Regions from separate parts of the Homo sapiens genome. Here regions 1 and 2 are each linked to region 3. The links are chromatin contacts, found by Hi-C or POLR2A ChIA-PET in ENCODE. All regions are on one chromosome and are shown on one strand. The core of a region is the stretch at or near the end of the contact, and the rest is flanking DNA. Distances in the headings are between cores, read along the strand shown. Region 1 overlaps ENAH (ENAH actin regulator). Region 2 overlaps LOC107985352 (a long non-coding RNA gene). Region 3 holds the start of ENAH (ENAH actin regulator).

Region 1 (4,694 bases), core at 567-3,066, 73 kb after region 3:
TTAAAAGAGTTGACTCCCTTCTTCTCATTCTCCAGTGCCTTCCTGCATTAGTCCGTTCTTTTCACTGCTATAAATAAATACCTGAGCTTGGGTAATGTATAAAGAACAGAAGTTTAATTGGCTTACGGTTCCATAGGCTTTACAAGAATCATGATGCTGGCTTCCGGGGAGGCCTCAGGAAACTTACAGTCATGGCGGAAGGCAAAGGGGGAGCTGGCACTTCCTGTGGCTGGAGCAGGAGCAAGAGAGAGAGAGGGGGGGAAGACAACCAGATCTCATGAGAACTTACTATCAAAGGAATAGCACCAAGGGGATGTTGCTAAACCATTCAGAAAGGACGACCCTCATTATCCTGTCACCTTGCACCAGGCCCCACCCCCAACATTGGGGATTACAGTGACATGACATTTGGGCAGGGACACAGATCCAAACCATACATTTCATATAGTTGTTCTATAAATTTTATCCAGAGATGAGGATTGCTTGAGCTCAGGAGTTAGAGACCAGCCTTGGCAAGATAGGGAGATCCCATCTCTACCAAAAATTAAAAAAAAAAAAAAAAATTAGCTGGGTGTGGTGGTGCGTGCCTGTGGTTTGTCCCAGCTACTTGGGAGGCTGAGGTAGGAGGATTGCTTGGGCCTGGGAGGTAGAGGATGCAGTGAGCACCACTGCACTCCAGCCTGGGTGACGGAGTGAAACCCTGTCTCAGAAAAAAATTCTTTTTAATTTTAATCCAGAGTTTATAGTTTTATCTATGGGAGGGTCATTTGGAAAGTTGGCCATTACTTGGCCAGAAGCAGAACCCTCCCTGCTTACATTTTGAGAAAAATAGATTGAGATTCTATAGTATTCTGCTTTAGTTTTTCTTTCTTGATCTCATATGGTACTTGTCTTTTGCTGACACTATTCATTCATTGAAATTAATAACCTTGCAAAATAAAAATATAAGAAGTCAGTGTGGCTCACCCTCCACCCTCCACTCCCACTCCATCTTTCATCCCGTTTTTATTTCCACGTCTGTCTAACTTGGCTCTGCCTGGTGCCTTTATAGCTAAAATTAGCCACACTTGATATTTTTAACTCTACGGTGCTTGGAAAGTATTTTGAGAGGCTTTGCCATATAACTTCATGAAAATAATGTGAGGAAAAGAAGAACTACAGGAAACAGGTGAAATAATCTATTCAGTTACTGAGAAAAGTTTCTTATTAATGGGAGAATTTATTAAGATAGGGAAGTATGTGTTGCCAAGTGAAGTGTTTTCCCACATTTTTCTTTTTTTTCTGTGACCATTTCTAGATGTCTGTACTTTTTGTGAACTCTCATGCTGTGAATGACGGTTTAGGTTTGCTGGTGCACTGGGAATTGATCTTTGAAAATTACAAGTCCAGTTAAAAAAAGATGGGTGGCCAGACGAAGAATCTGAGCCCTGTGTGCCTATATGTGTGCTAAAAGTCACGGAGCTTATGAAATCTGAGGTAATCTTGGCTTTTTTTTTTTTTTTTTTTGGTTTTTTTCTTGAGACAGAGTCTCGCCCTGTTGCCCAGGCTGGAGTACAGTGATGCGATCTCGGCTCACTGCAACTTCCACCCTCCCAGGCTTCAGCCTCCCAAGTAGCTGGGATTACGGCACGAGACACCATGGCTGGCTAATTTTTGTATTTTTAATAGAGACAGGGTTTCACCATGTTGGCCAGGCTGTTCTCGAAGTCCTGATCTCAAATGATCCACCCACCTTGGCCTCCCAAAGTGCTGGGATTACAGGCGTGAATTGCACCCGGCCCAATCTTAAGTAGTTTAAGGTCTTGGGGTCAGGCACGAGGGAGTGAAGGGGTAGTGTGTTACTTATAGCCACACAATAAATTACACAAAGTTTTAGTGGCTTAAAACGTCACGTATTTATTACACAGTTTCTGAGGGTCAGGATTCTGGGTTTGGCTTAGGTGGTTCCTCTAGCTCAGGGTCTTTCATAAATGCAGTCAAAATGTTGGCCAGGGCTGCAGTCTCAACTGAAGTCATCACGGGGGGAGGAGGATCTGCTTCTAAGCTCATTCACATTAATGGATTGGATTTAGTTGCATGCCAGCTGTTAGACTGAGGGCCTCATTTTATTCCTGATAATTGTCTCGTGTGGGCCTCTCCATAAGGTGGTGGCAAGCTAGATGGAAGCCAGAGTCACTTCGTAAATTAACCTTGGAAGTGACATTCCATATATATATATATGTATTTTTTTTCCCATATTCTGTTCAGTAGAGGTAAGTCTCTGGGCATGAATACTAGGAGGTGTGGAGATTATTAATAGCTATTTTTTTGTTGTTGATGAGTTGAGGGTGTGGGGAAGAAGAAGAAGGTATAATAAATTTTTATTTCTTACAGTGTATACTTAGAGTAGGAACCAGAATCACACAGTAGGGTGAGAAATTTTAAAAGCAAAGTTTACCACTAGGAAGCTATGTGATGTCTTACATAGGAAGAACAGCAAAGCATCTCAAATAAAGGAACATAACAAAACTTTAAACATTGAAAGGTTCTTTTTCTGTAGTTTTAGGTTGAAGTTTTATCTTAATTTTCTAGTCAATATTTTTCTACACTGACTTGGATGAAAATATTTATAACTGAAAATATATTATTTCTTTTTACCTATTCTTTTTGAAAGATGTAAAGACATATTCTTCTAATTGGCTAATAGATTTCAAAGTTCATGTGCGTCCTGTAATGTGCTAAACTCATACATTGTGTAGTAACAAAGTTGGAGTAGTTTAAATAAAATAATGGAACGATAGCTGCTATTCTATTCTTCATGTTTCTGTGTGCATGTCTGTGTGAATCTCTATCTGTATCTATAGTTTGATGTCTAAAATGTTTCCCACAGATTTTGTCTTTCATGTAATTCTTTGAAGAAAGTTGAGATTCTATTTGAAGGAAACTTTCCCTGGAGTATTAATTTTATGAATAAGTTTCTTCCTACTGCCTTAAAAAAATCTGATATTCTAGACATGTTTTTGTTATAGGTTAACATTGTATCTTCAGTAATGAAACCTTTAAAATAAACCTTGGTTATTTCTAAAAAGAACATAAATTTCAGCAAATAAATTCTTTCCTCTTAGCTTCAAATTAAATATAACATGAAGTATAATGTGGAAATAATAGAAAATATGTGAAGAGGTAATTTTGTGGAACTAATATAGTTTATAGTCAGAATCTTTCTTTTTTTAGTAGAGTGGTTGCAAGTCCAGACCTGGAAGCAGACTGGCTGCTTTAAGTCCCATTTCTGCCTCTCCCTACAGTATGTCTTTAGTCAAGTTAATTCACTTCTTGTGTCTCCATTTCCTATCTGTAAAATGGGGATATTAACGGTACCTACCACATAAGGTTGTTGAAGAAATAAGCGAATTAATAAAGGCAAAGCACATAGAACCATATATGGCACTTAGTAAGTACTATATACATATCCTTATTTTTTACTATTATTAGTAGTATTATTAGTATCAACACTGGCTCAGTAACTGCTTATGTCACTTAATTGTCTCTGGGATTTAGGTCTTTCATAACATAAACCAAGAGATTTGGATTCTTTATAACTGACTAACTGGGGAGCTGTTAGTCTCTATTAGATAGTAATTCACTGATAAGATTTTTCCTCATTGATAGGATTTTTTGTGCCTACAGTTAAACAATACTCTGAAATATTTATAGACAGTTGTAGAGTGCATTCTTCTGAAACTGTTGGTTTTAATTTTTCCAAGTAACGTTTGCTTTATCTTTGTTAATTAGTCTTTCATATTACAAGAAAGAGCATTGCTTGAATTTTTTCTGTGCTGCTTAGCAGCAGGCTGTCTTTGTCATTATGTGGCCAGCTAGAGTTGCACACACAGAGCAGGTTCCCACCCTAGATAATCTCAGTCTTACTAGTTTGTTAATATTTCTTTCTTTTCTTCCTTTTTTAAGAGAGAGTGTCTCGCTCTGTCGCCCAAGCTGGAATGCAGTGGCTCAGTAATAGCTCACTGTAACCTTGCACTCCTGGGCTGAAGTGGTCCTTCTACCTCAGCCTCCCAAGTAGGTGGGACTACAGGTGCACACCATTGTGCCTGGCTAATTTATTTTATTTTTCATATCTTGTGGAGACAGAGTCTCACTTTGTTTTGTCCAGGCTGATCTCTAACTCCTGGGCTCAAGTGATCTTCCTGCCTTGGCTTCTCAGAGTGCTGGGATTGCAGGTTAGAGCCACTGTATCCAGCCTGTTAATGTTTCTTTTTATTTTTTTCGGTCTCCAGAGCTTTTGTAAGTTTTACAAGTTTCTCTGTCTCTCTTATGGTTCTAAGAATATGGAAATTGTGCATTCTAATTGTCTTTATTATTCTCTGTCTCCAGGTATGTTGCAGATAGGGACAGGTTCTTTTTACCGCCTGAGTCACATTTATTGAATTTTGCAGATTCTATACTTAAGTAAGAGGAATTCATGATTGAAGTCAAATAGTACCATAAGAATTATTGAGAAAAGATTACTCCCTAAAAAGATTACTCCCTATTGAAAAAAAGATTACTCCTAAGCACACATGACTACATGTGGTAGGTACATTCTCTAAAGTACTTTTTCTACATACTATTGTATTTAACCTTTAACGTTTTCCCCTATTTTAAGAGATTTTTTCATCCTGCAGAATGACCCAATAGATTTGCTGAAATGTTTTCTTTTA
Region 2 (4,482 bases), core at 503-3,002, 94 kb before region 3:
TCGGCTGCATCTTTGAGTGTGTGTAAACCTCGGGCCAGTTGCCTGGCAGGCCAGCCTGCGGCATGGGTCTTGACTTTCCCGATTGTGAAATGAGGATGAGAAATCTTGGCCTTGGAATGGAGGGAAATGAAAGAGGGGCATCTGACCGACTCTCAGAAAGACACAGGCAGGGAGCTCTGGAGGCTTCTTAGAAGGAAGAACCAGCCCGGCGCGGTGGCTCATGCCTGTAATCCCAGCACTATGGGAGGCTGAGGCAGGCGGATCACCTGAGGTCAGGAGTTTGAGACCAGCCTGACCAACATGGAGAAACCCTGTCTCTACTGAAAATATAAAATTAGCTGGGCGTGGTGGCAGGCGCCTGTAATCCCAGATACTCGGGAGTCTGAGCCAGGGGAATCGCTTGAACCCGGGAAGCAGAGGTTGCGGTGAGCCGCGACTGCACCACTGCGCTCCAGCCTGGGCAACAAAAGCGAAACTCTGTCTCAAAAAAAAAAGAAGGAAGAACAAATATGAATCACAAGCAACATTATTACCTTAGCAAGTGTTTGAGCCCCCAGTCTAAATGTGTAAAGTAATCTGCTCAGGCTTAAGAAAATCTCTTTTCCCCTATCACACTGGATGTATGAACACATGACCAGCAGAGGCCATCTAACTGAATGGGTTTTCATGCCTCCCCTCTCTGCTCAGGTGGTGAGTTCCCTGAGGCCCGGTCTGGATCTTATGTTTTACTTGTGTCTTCTCTGAGCTCTTGGTACCACACTGAGCAGCACACGGTGAGCAGCTCCGCATAGTGATCTGCCCGACTTACATGTTACAAAAAGGCCCCGAATGGAAACAGGCCTCCAGGAAGAGTGTCTAGAAAAGTAAGGGTCAGGCAGGGTGCCGGTGGCTCACGCCTATAATCCCAGCACTTTGGGAGGCTGAGGTGGATGAATCACTTGAGCCCAGGAGTGCGAGACCAGCCTGGGCAACATAGCAAGAACTTGTCTCTACAGAAAAAAGAAAAGAAATACTAGCTGGGTGTGGCAGCTCATGACTGTAATCACAGTGCTTTGGGAGGCTGAGGCAAGAGGATAGCTTGAGCCTGGGAGATTGAGGCTGTGGTGAGCCATGTTCATGCTACTGCACTCCAGCCTGGGCAACATAAGAGACACTGTCTCAAAAAAATAAATAAAAAATAAAAGGCTAGGCATGGTGGCTCACACCTATAATCCCAGCACTTTCAGAGGCTGAGGCAGGCGGATCACTTGAGCCCAAGAGTTTGAGACCAGCCTGGGCAATATGGCAAGACCCTGTCTCTACAAAAAGTACAAAAATTAGCTGGACATGGTGGTGTGTGTGTGTAGTCCCAGCTACTTGGGAGGCTGAGGTGGGAGGATCACTTGAACCCAGGAGGCTGAGGCTGCAGTGAGCTATGATTGCACCACTATGCTCCAGCTTAGGTGACAGCCAGACCCTGTCTCAAAAAAAAAAAAAAAAAAAAAGAAGAAAAGTAAGAGTCTTCTCTCTGCCCTCCCCGAGAACAATCTTGAGGCCCAGAGAGCAGGTGCGAGCTAGCTGGGGGGTCCTGGCACCTCAGGTGAGGCTGCTGGAGGCCCAGGCCCGAAGGCCCAGGCGCTCCCTCCCCTTCAGAAGCCCAGCTCTTCAGGCCCTCCCTGTATCCTCCACACCCAACCCTCTTCAGTCCTCCAGGAAACATCATGAGGGTTAATTATTTCTCAGGGCTGACTCAGACAGCAGTTTTCTGCCAAAGCATTCTGTCAGCCAAGCACGGTCCTGCTGTTACCCCTGTGAGGGAGCCTTTGTAAGCTGTGTCGGGAGGAAACTCCTCAGCAGGGAAGCCCAAAGCCCCGTAGCCTGGGGTGGGGTCCTGCCTGATCCCGTCAGGTGGGGCTGGTTGCTGGGAGGGCGCCCTCCCCAGTGTGAGAAGCCAGCTCCAGAACGCTCTCACCGCCAGGCTGCCTTTCAGCCAGTCCCTGTGGGGCAACGCTTGCCTTTCGTTTTGTTGATTGGAGATTGTGTCTCTGAATAGAGCTTAATGTCCTTTTGAAATTATCTGTTCTTTTTTATTCTTTTTTTTTTTTTTTTTTGAGATAGAGTCTTGCTCTGTTACCCAGGCTGGAGTGCAGTGGCTTCATCCCAGGGCTCACTGCAACCTCCGCCTCCTAGGTTCAAGCGATTCTCCTGCCTCAGCTTCTGGAGTAGCTGGGATTACAGGCGCCTGCCACCATGCCTGGCTAATTTTTGTATTTTAGTAGAGACGGGTTTCGCCATGTTGGCCAGGCTGGTCTCAAACTCCTGACCTCAAGCAATCCACCCACTTTGGCATCCCAAAGTGCCGAGATTACAGGTGTGAGCCACTGCACCTGGCCTTTTTTTTCTTTCTTTTAAAAATTTCTCCTGCTTTCTCCATTTGGTTTAGATTGCTGCTGTGTTCCTAAATGCTGAAGGTGAATGATGGGGCGTCCGGAGGAGAGGGATGACACTCAAACAAAAACCGTCTGCCTAGGAGGCCAAACTGGGGGAGAGTGGGGGGGGACAGAGGGGGTCTCTTGGAGGAAGGAGGCCTGGGAGATCTTCTCTCTCATATCAGAGAACCTGAGGGACTGGGATGGCCCTGAATGGAGATTCAAAGACGCTGAACTGTGCTTGAGACACCTGGGACCAGAAGCCAGGAGGGAGGAGGTAGAGAGAAGTAGAACAAGGTAGCCCCGTGAATTCACTGCATGGCAGCCATTAGCTTCACCTGCCCTCTGACCAGGCCGACACCAGCACCCTGGGCACCCCATGTGAGTAGGAAGGTGTGTGGTGCTGTGCAAACCCGATTATTCCCCAAGTAACCCATGCTGCATCTACAGCTTCCTGCTGCTGCGCCAGAAGCTGTGCCCTCTTATGGAAAGAAGAGCACTTCCTTCATATAAAAGCAGCCAGGTGAAGGCAAGGCTATTCTTGCACGAGAAATGATGATTATACAGATCAATTCCATCTTCTGGAGGAACCCCAGACAGTGGTAAATTACACAGTTACAGTTGTACCTTAAGCCCCATCTCCCCACCCCCCACAAAACAACAGAAAACCCAACAACCATGTTTTGCAGCAAAAATATTTACAGGACAGTTACTATGCACAAGCAAGTATTTTATATATTATGTCATTTAATCTTCTCAAGAACCCTGTGATGTATTTACCAATGAATGAACAGAGAGAGAGGCTAACAGCTAGCCAGAAATCACAGGGCCAGAAGGGTATGAAAGCTAGGCCTGGCAAGGCTGAGAATACAGCAGGACTTGGCATCTGGTAAGTGTTCCATAAATCCTTGTTGAAGGAATAAATGGGTCTGCCAGGCTCCATGATCAGGGCTTGCCTACTGCTCCCTAAGCCATAATTCCTGTTCCAAGGATCTGGGTAAGTCAGGGCCTACAAATATGCCCCAGGGAAGTTTTCTAAGATCCTGTTCTCATCTTTCTTCTGTGCTCTCCTCTCCCCAGCTGCCATCCTGTATCCCTTCCAAGAAGGCATAGAATGGAGGAGTTAATTTGTTATTTGATGTACCAAGTATAGTATTTGAGTGCCTACCAATGGTGCCAAGCATTGTTCTGGATGCTGGGGTCATAGGAGTGAACAAAACAGGTTAGGATCACATTTTGAAGATCACATTCTAGCCAGGGTACAGACTTGGCTGAGAGATCAGTTCTGGCTGAACTGATCAGGTAGGATTGAGGTAAGAGCTCTGTGACTCCTTAGCTATGGGCTGCTGTGTGCACATGGGGGCAGGCACCAGCGCTCCCTCACCAATGAGGTGCACTTTCGTCCTTGTGGTTGCAGAAGTGGTTTCAGCACCTCTGCCTCTCTGCTGTGGCCTCTTCCCTGGCCATGGTTTTCATCCCAGGATGGGCTCCTCAAAGTGTCTTTGCCACATGACCTAGAATTGAGACTAAGAGATTCAGTCTGGGCTGAGCTCATGTTAAAACCCAGGAGGCCAGGTGCGGTGGCTCACGCCTATAAATCCCAGCACTTTGGGAGGCCGAGGCAGGCAGATCACAAGGTCAAGATATTGAGACCATCCTGACCAACATGGTGAAACCCCGTCTCTACTAAAAATACAAAAATTAGCCGGGCATGGTGGTGGGTGCCTGTAGTCCCAGCTACTTGGGAGGCTGAGGCAGGAGAATCGCTTGAACCCAGGAGGTGGAGGTTGAAGTGAGCTGAGATTGCGTCAACTGCACTCCAGCCTGGCGACACAGTGAGACTCTGTCTCAAAAAACAAACAAACAAAACCAGGAGCTAATGCATGGCCCTTATTTTTAACTTTTATTTATTTATTTATTTATTTATTTTAAGTTCCTCGGTACATGTACAGGATGTACAGGTTTGTTAACACAGGTAAATGTGTGCCATGATGGTTTGCTGCACCTATCAACCCATCACCCAGGTGTTAAGCCCAGCATGCATTAGCTCTTTTCCCTAATGCTCTCCGTTCCC
Region 3 (4,686 bases), core at 1,225-3,724:
ACTCTCTCCACCCCTTTTGGCCCTTTGTAAGAGTTTTCCCTGAAACATAAGCTCTGTCGGATTTACTGTATTGCTATGAATGGACTAAGGCAAATTGGTGTGACTTCTCTGTGGTCGAATATGTTTTATTAATACTTTTCCAAGATGGTTCAATATGTCTTAATTTTTCCAAGAAAAAACTCTCCACAGCACATGTTCAAATACTTGAGGTATGTGTTTCAAACTACAGGGAGAAACTTACGTAAGACAATGACCCTCATAGTTGGTAGCTATGATTTTTAATCATGCCTGTTGCACTAATTGATCCAGTTACTTGAGCTCTATGTTTCCCTGTCTCTACTTGCAATATGGCAACTAGAACATTTGACTGGCAAGTTTGTTTTCTCTCCAGTGGTTGGAGATCCTTGAATAAAATGCCCTCTGTAATGGTAAGCTGTAATTAGATATGTGGGTGGAAATTAGCGTTCTTCAAGTACACCATGTTTAAGGCAGAGGCATCATGCTTTCTACTACCTGAGGCCACCTTGATCCTCTGCCATAGCTCCGGGTCACTGCTTCTATAGGGCTGTTGGTCTAAGGCTGCCGGTTCCAAAAAGAAAATAACTCGGTATTGAGCTCTGAAACCAGGAATTTTATTTATTTATTTATTTATTTATTTATTTATTTATTTTTTAGATGGAGTCTCGCTCTGTCACCTAGGCTGGAGTGCAGTGGTGTGATCTGAGCTCACTACAACCTCCTCTTCCCGGGTTCAAGCGATTCTCTTGACTCAGCTGGGATTACAGGCGTGCACCACCACGCCCGGCTGTTTTTTTATTTTTTATTTTTAGTAGAGACAGGGTTTCGCCATGTTGGCCAGGCTGGTCTGGAACTCCTGACCTCAGATGATTCGCCTGCCTCAGCCTCCCGAAGTGCTGAGATGACAGGCGTGAGCCACCGCACCCGGCTGAAACCAGGAAGCTTTTTTTATGGTTAAAAATGGGCTACACAGTTCAATTATAGACAAATCAGGCATTGACCACGGATCACTATAACCTGTCTTTTCATTTGGAAGTGTACATTATCCCAACCTTCCTAACTATCTTTTGAATGGTACCTGCATCTTAAAACAAAACACCAAAACTTTTGAATGGATTCCTGGAGTCATGGTAGGTCCTCCATTTTGGATGAGATCCTTCAGCAATAGGATCCCTGTAGCAACAACCCTTTTCTATCCTCCTCACCTTTTATACAGAAAGTACATCCCTGTCTTCCGGACTAAAAGGGGGCCGTAATTCGTACAGTTAAAAATTTTATTATTGGATTTGTTTTTAGATTTAAAAAAAACCGAAAACAAAACCTTCAACAACGATCAATTCTGGCTTCCTGGATGCCCTCCTCCCCGACTTGACTTGAAATGAAATTGCCTCGCCAGTATTTTATATCTACTTTTTAAGGGAGGTGACTTCAAGACCATTGGGAATGACGAAAAATTTAAAATTATCATTAGTTCCTCTCTCTCCCCGCCCCCTGCCCGGGATTCCCTCTTTGCTAATGACGCTGGAAAGCGGCTCCACTGGCTGCGTTTCTCTTCTTCCACTCTTGCGGCAACACACTGTTCCGCGCGCGTCTCCCGGCGACTGCGTTTCCCCGAGAGTCGGCTGCGTTCGTTTGGGGATGAAGTCATCCCTATACCTAGTGTGCACATCAACTCGTTCCATCGGCGCAGCACGCTGGGATTCCTCGGGAAGAAAAGGAGCGAAGGGAACAATGATGACCATATTTTCCATTTATATGCCCCTCCTCAACTCCGCAGGAATCGCTGGGCGCAGCCGCGGCGAGGGCGGGCAGTTGGGCTGACCGGGATGCCCCCCGATTCCCTCATCCCCGTCCTGAGACCGCAACAGGGCGGGCTGAGCACTCGCCCCGCGCGAGGGCACCCGGCCGCGAGCCGACCCGGAGTCTCCTGGCCCGGCCCTGTGCCCAGTCACGCGTCCAAGCTCCCCACGCCGGTGCCTACGGGTCTGGCGCCCAGGAGGTCTCGGCGCCTCGGTCTCCGCACCGTGGCCGTGGGGGAGGCCTCGGAGCTCCCCAAGCCTCTGGGGAGCGGGAGGCGACGGGGAGGGGGCCGACGGTCAAGGACAACCACGGGCGAGGAACCCCGGCCGACAACTGGCCGGAGGTGTTGGGCGGGAGGGGGGGGTGGTGGCCCGCCCGAATCCCAGAGGGGTGCAGGGGGCGGGGTAGGGAGGCAACAAAGAGCCTCTCTCCGCCGCCGCCGCCGTCGCGCTCGCTCTCTCCCAGCCTCGCTCTCCGCAGTCCGGCGGGGGCCCGGCCGCCGGCGCGGGGGAGTGCGCCCGGCCCCCCGCCTCCCCTTTCCTCCCCTCCCCCCGCACCGCCCCCTCGCCCCCGGGGGAAGGAGGGGAGGAGGGCGGCGCCTGCGTGTTCCTCCGCCGCGCGCCCCGCCTCCTCCCGGGTTCCTCGCGGCGATCCCGACTCTCCTCCCGCGGCTGCAGCAGCTGCCGGTTGCACACGGCCTCGGCGGCGGCGCGGCGAGCGCGGGCCTGTGGAGCGGCGGCCGGGCGCGCGGCCCCGGCGGGCACCCCTCAGAGGGCGGCCGAGGAAGCTCCGGGAGGAGGAGCAGGACCACGAGGAGGTGGGAGGCGGCGGCCGCCTGGGGACCAGCTCCGCGCCTCGGCCTCTCCGCCCCCTCCCCAGCCTTTCTCTCGCCCTCTTCTCCCACACTCCCGGCCGGCGCCTCGGCTTTGTGCGAGGAGATGGTGTAGCCCCCTGGCCGCCGAAGGAGGAGCCGGACACTTGTCTCCCGTCTCCGAGCTGCTCCCCACCCCTGGAGGAGAGACCCCCCCCTCGGCTCGGCGCCTTCTGCGTCTCCCGGCTGGTGGGGAAGCCTCTGCGCCGCCGGCACCATGAGGTGAGGGGCGCGCGGGGCGGGGGCCGGGCGGGCCATTGTGCCGCGGGAGCCGCGACCCCCGTTCTCCTCGGACCCCGCCTTCCCTCTCCCGGCCCGGCGCGTCTCCCCTGGTCTCCGGTCTGTTCCTCCCCCCTCCGCCTTTTGTCCCTTCCAATTTCTCTTTCTTTCTTGGAAACCTCCCCAACCCGTGTGGTTTGGGGGTCTCGCTTCATCGTTCTCTCATTTTTCCTCAAATGCTCTTCTTTCACCCAGGATTTCCCTTCCTAAATTTAATTTGCGCCTGGCTCCCTCCCCCAAGCCTTTGCAAGCGAAACCCGGGAGATGGGGAGGGGTTCGAGAATCGAAGCGTGCGTGTTGCTGGGAAACAGGTATTTTTTCGTATATATGTAAAAATTTCATGCACTTTTGCCTCCGAACTCTCGTGTTTAATTAAAAAAGGAAGAAAAGTTTGAAAGGTCTGAAATCTCTGCGGGTAATAAAGTGCCTCTGGTAGGGGTAGGTGAAGGAGCTGTGAAAGGTGAAATTTCACGATGGTGGGGGAAGGGAAAGAATTGATTAGGTTCACGTGGTGGGGGCAGTAAAAGACTGGGATAAGTAAGTTGGTAGGGGTGTGTAAGCGGGGGCGGGGAAGGGATCTGTTTGGAAAAGCCTTTTCTCCCCTTTCTCTGTAGCAGCCTGTGTTGCATTGCAGCAGCTGCTTTTTCCCTTTGCTCTGTACTCAATAAAACAGGAGCTAAATTATTTTTGCGGCCCCGAAGAATTGAATGTACTGTCGTAAAATATTTTTTTAATTGATACGATGAAACATATGGTATGATATTTTTCTTTATTGTTTCTCAAATTGTGTAGGAGAATAAACCGTGATGTGGTGTGTCATTCATTGGAGATTTTTTTTCCAGCCTTTCCTAAACCTGTTCTGTGTCCATAACCTTCTCTTTTCGGATTGGTGCAAGACTTCGTGTGAAATGGGACTTGGTAGACTGAAGGCTGATCCATTCTGCGTTATCATCCTTAAAGGCCTTCCTTTTGGGTTAAACAATTGTGGATAAAGTAAATTACTCCATTTCTCTCTCCTGGAAGAGATAGTCTTACAGTTCATTTGGATTTGAATCTCCTTTGTGTTAAAGATTAATGGCCAACCGTTGCTAAGACCTTTATAATGTAATACAATGAGATTTGAATGATATAATCTACAAATTCCTTCGCTTTGGCAAGAAAATGTCATGTCATTGGAATTCTTTCTCAATTTCGGTAGTTTCCATTTTAAACTTTGCTTTTCATTTTTTTTTTCTATCAAGGTTAAACGTGTTTCCATTTTGCTTTTATATATATATTGTGATATATCTTTGTTGAATTTTTACTTAGGCTTACTGTGAATTTGAATTTTTTTTTCTGATTCCAAGTTACCTGTATTTATGATGGCCTTAAAGAGTGAGTTTAATGTGGTGTCTCTAGGCGACTGACCCCTTTTCCCTTGATGATTTCACACAAGTTATTTTCAAATATAAGCGATGAGTTTAAATAGTAATTATAGCATACGAACCAAAAAACACAATCTTTGTAAAATATGGCTTGAAAACTTTGAGTCGTATGTTTGAGCATGACTTCTTTTTTTTTAAATCAAGTTACTGATGTCCTTAAACTCAGGAACTATAATATACATACTGTTATATCTTGTAATATTATATGTTGTTGGTTTCTGTTTTAGAGATCTAATGCCGTAGGGATCTTGCAGACCAGAAGTTATCAGTTGTTTCAAACTTTGGGTAAACTTA

The links. A loop is a pair of places that touch in the nucleus more often than their neighbours do. ChIA-PET counts read pairs that join two places held with the same protein, here RNA polymerase II (POLR2A). Pooled maps may share reads with other maps.
Region 1: a map of Right ventricle myocardium inferior shows a loop between it and region 3 (2.9-fold over the local background). The contact joins the enhancer-like site here to the promoter of ENAH in region 3. A Hi-C loop is called at or near these places in 25 of 168 maps with a recorded cell type or tissue (Caco-2, IMR-90, Right ventricle myocardium inferior and 12 more) and 12 of 50 pooled maps. POLR2A ChIA-PET finds 5 or more read pairs at or near these places in 15 of 52 experiments (A549, AG04450, Caco-2 and 10 more).
Region 2: a loop to region 3 is called in a map of heart left ventricle, with 4 times the contacts of the local background. The contact joins the enhancer-like site here to the promoter of ENAH in region 3. A Hi-C loop is called at or near these places in 20 of 168 maps with a recorded cell type or tissue (A673, Caco-2, IMR-90 and 13 more) and 20 of 50 pooled maps. POLR2A ChIA-PET finds 5 or more read pairs at or near these places in 17 of 52 experiments (A549, AG04449, AG04450 and 14 more).

What each region holds. Positions count from the first base shown.
Region 1 is chr1:225,577,725-225,582,418 of GRCh38, reverse strand. The region is part of intron 1 of ENAH (ENAH actin regulator); the gene reads left to right. Among named protein-coding and RNA genes, the nearest start is that of ENAH, 73 kb to the left of the region's middle. Within about 2 kb of position 1,816, at least 2 of the 41 ENCODE cell types and tissues checked have a DNase peak (open chromatin) inside an H3K27ac peak, as active enhancers do.
Region 2 is chr1:225,744,246-225,748,727 of GRCh38, reverse strand. LOC107985352 (a long non-coding RNA gene) reads right to left here. Exons shown (of 2, transcript XR_001738499.2): 2 at 3,136-3,922. Among named protein-coding and RNA genes, the nearest start is that of SRP9, 31 kb to the left of the region's middle. Within about 2 kb of position 1,752, at least 30 of the 41 ENCODE cell types and tissues checked have a DNase peak (open chromatin) inside an H3K27ac peak, as active enhancers do; they include A673, HCT116, PC-9 and 7 more, where a contact is called at or near this core.
Region 3 is chr1:225,650,911-225,655,596 of GRCh38, reverse strand. ENAH (ENAH actin regulator) reads left to right here and starts at 2,474. Exons shown (of 14, transcript NM_018212.6): 1 at 2,474-2,911. The coding sequence starts at 2,907. RefSeq lists a silencer at 2,495-2,624.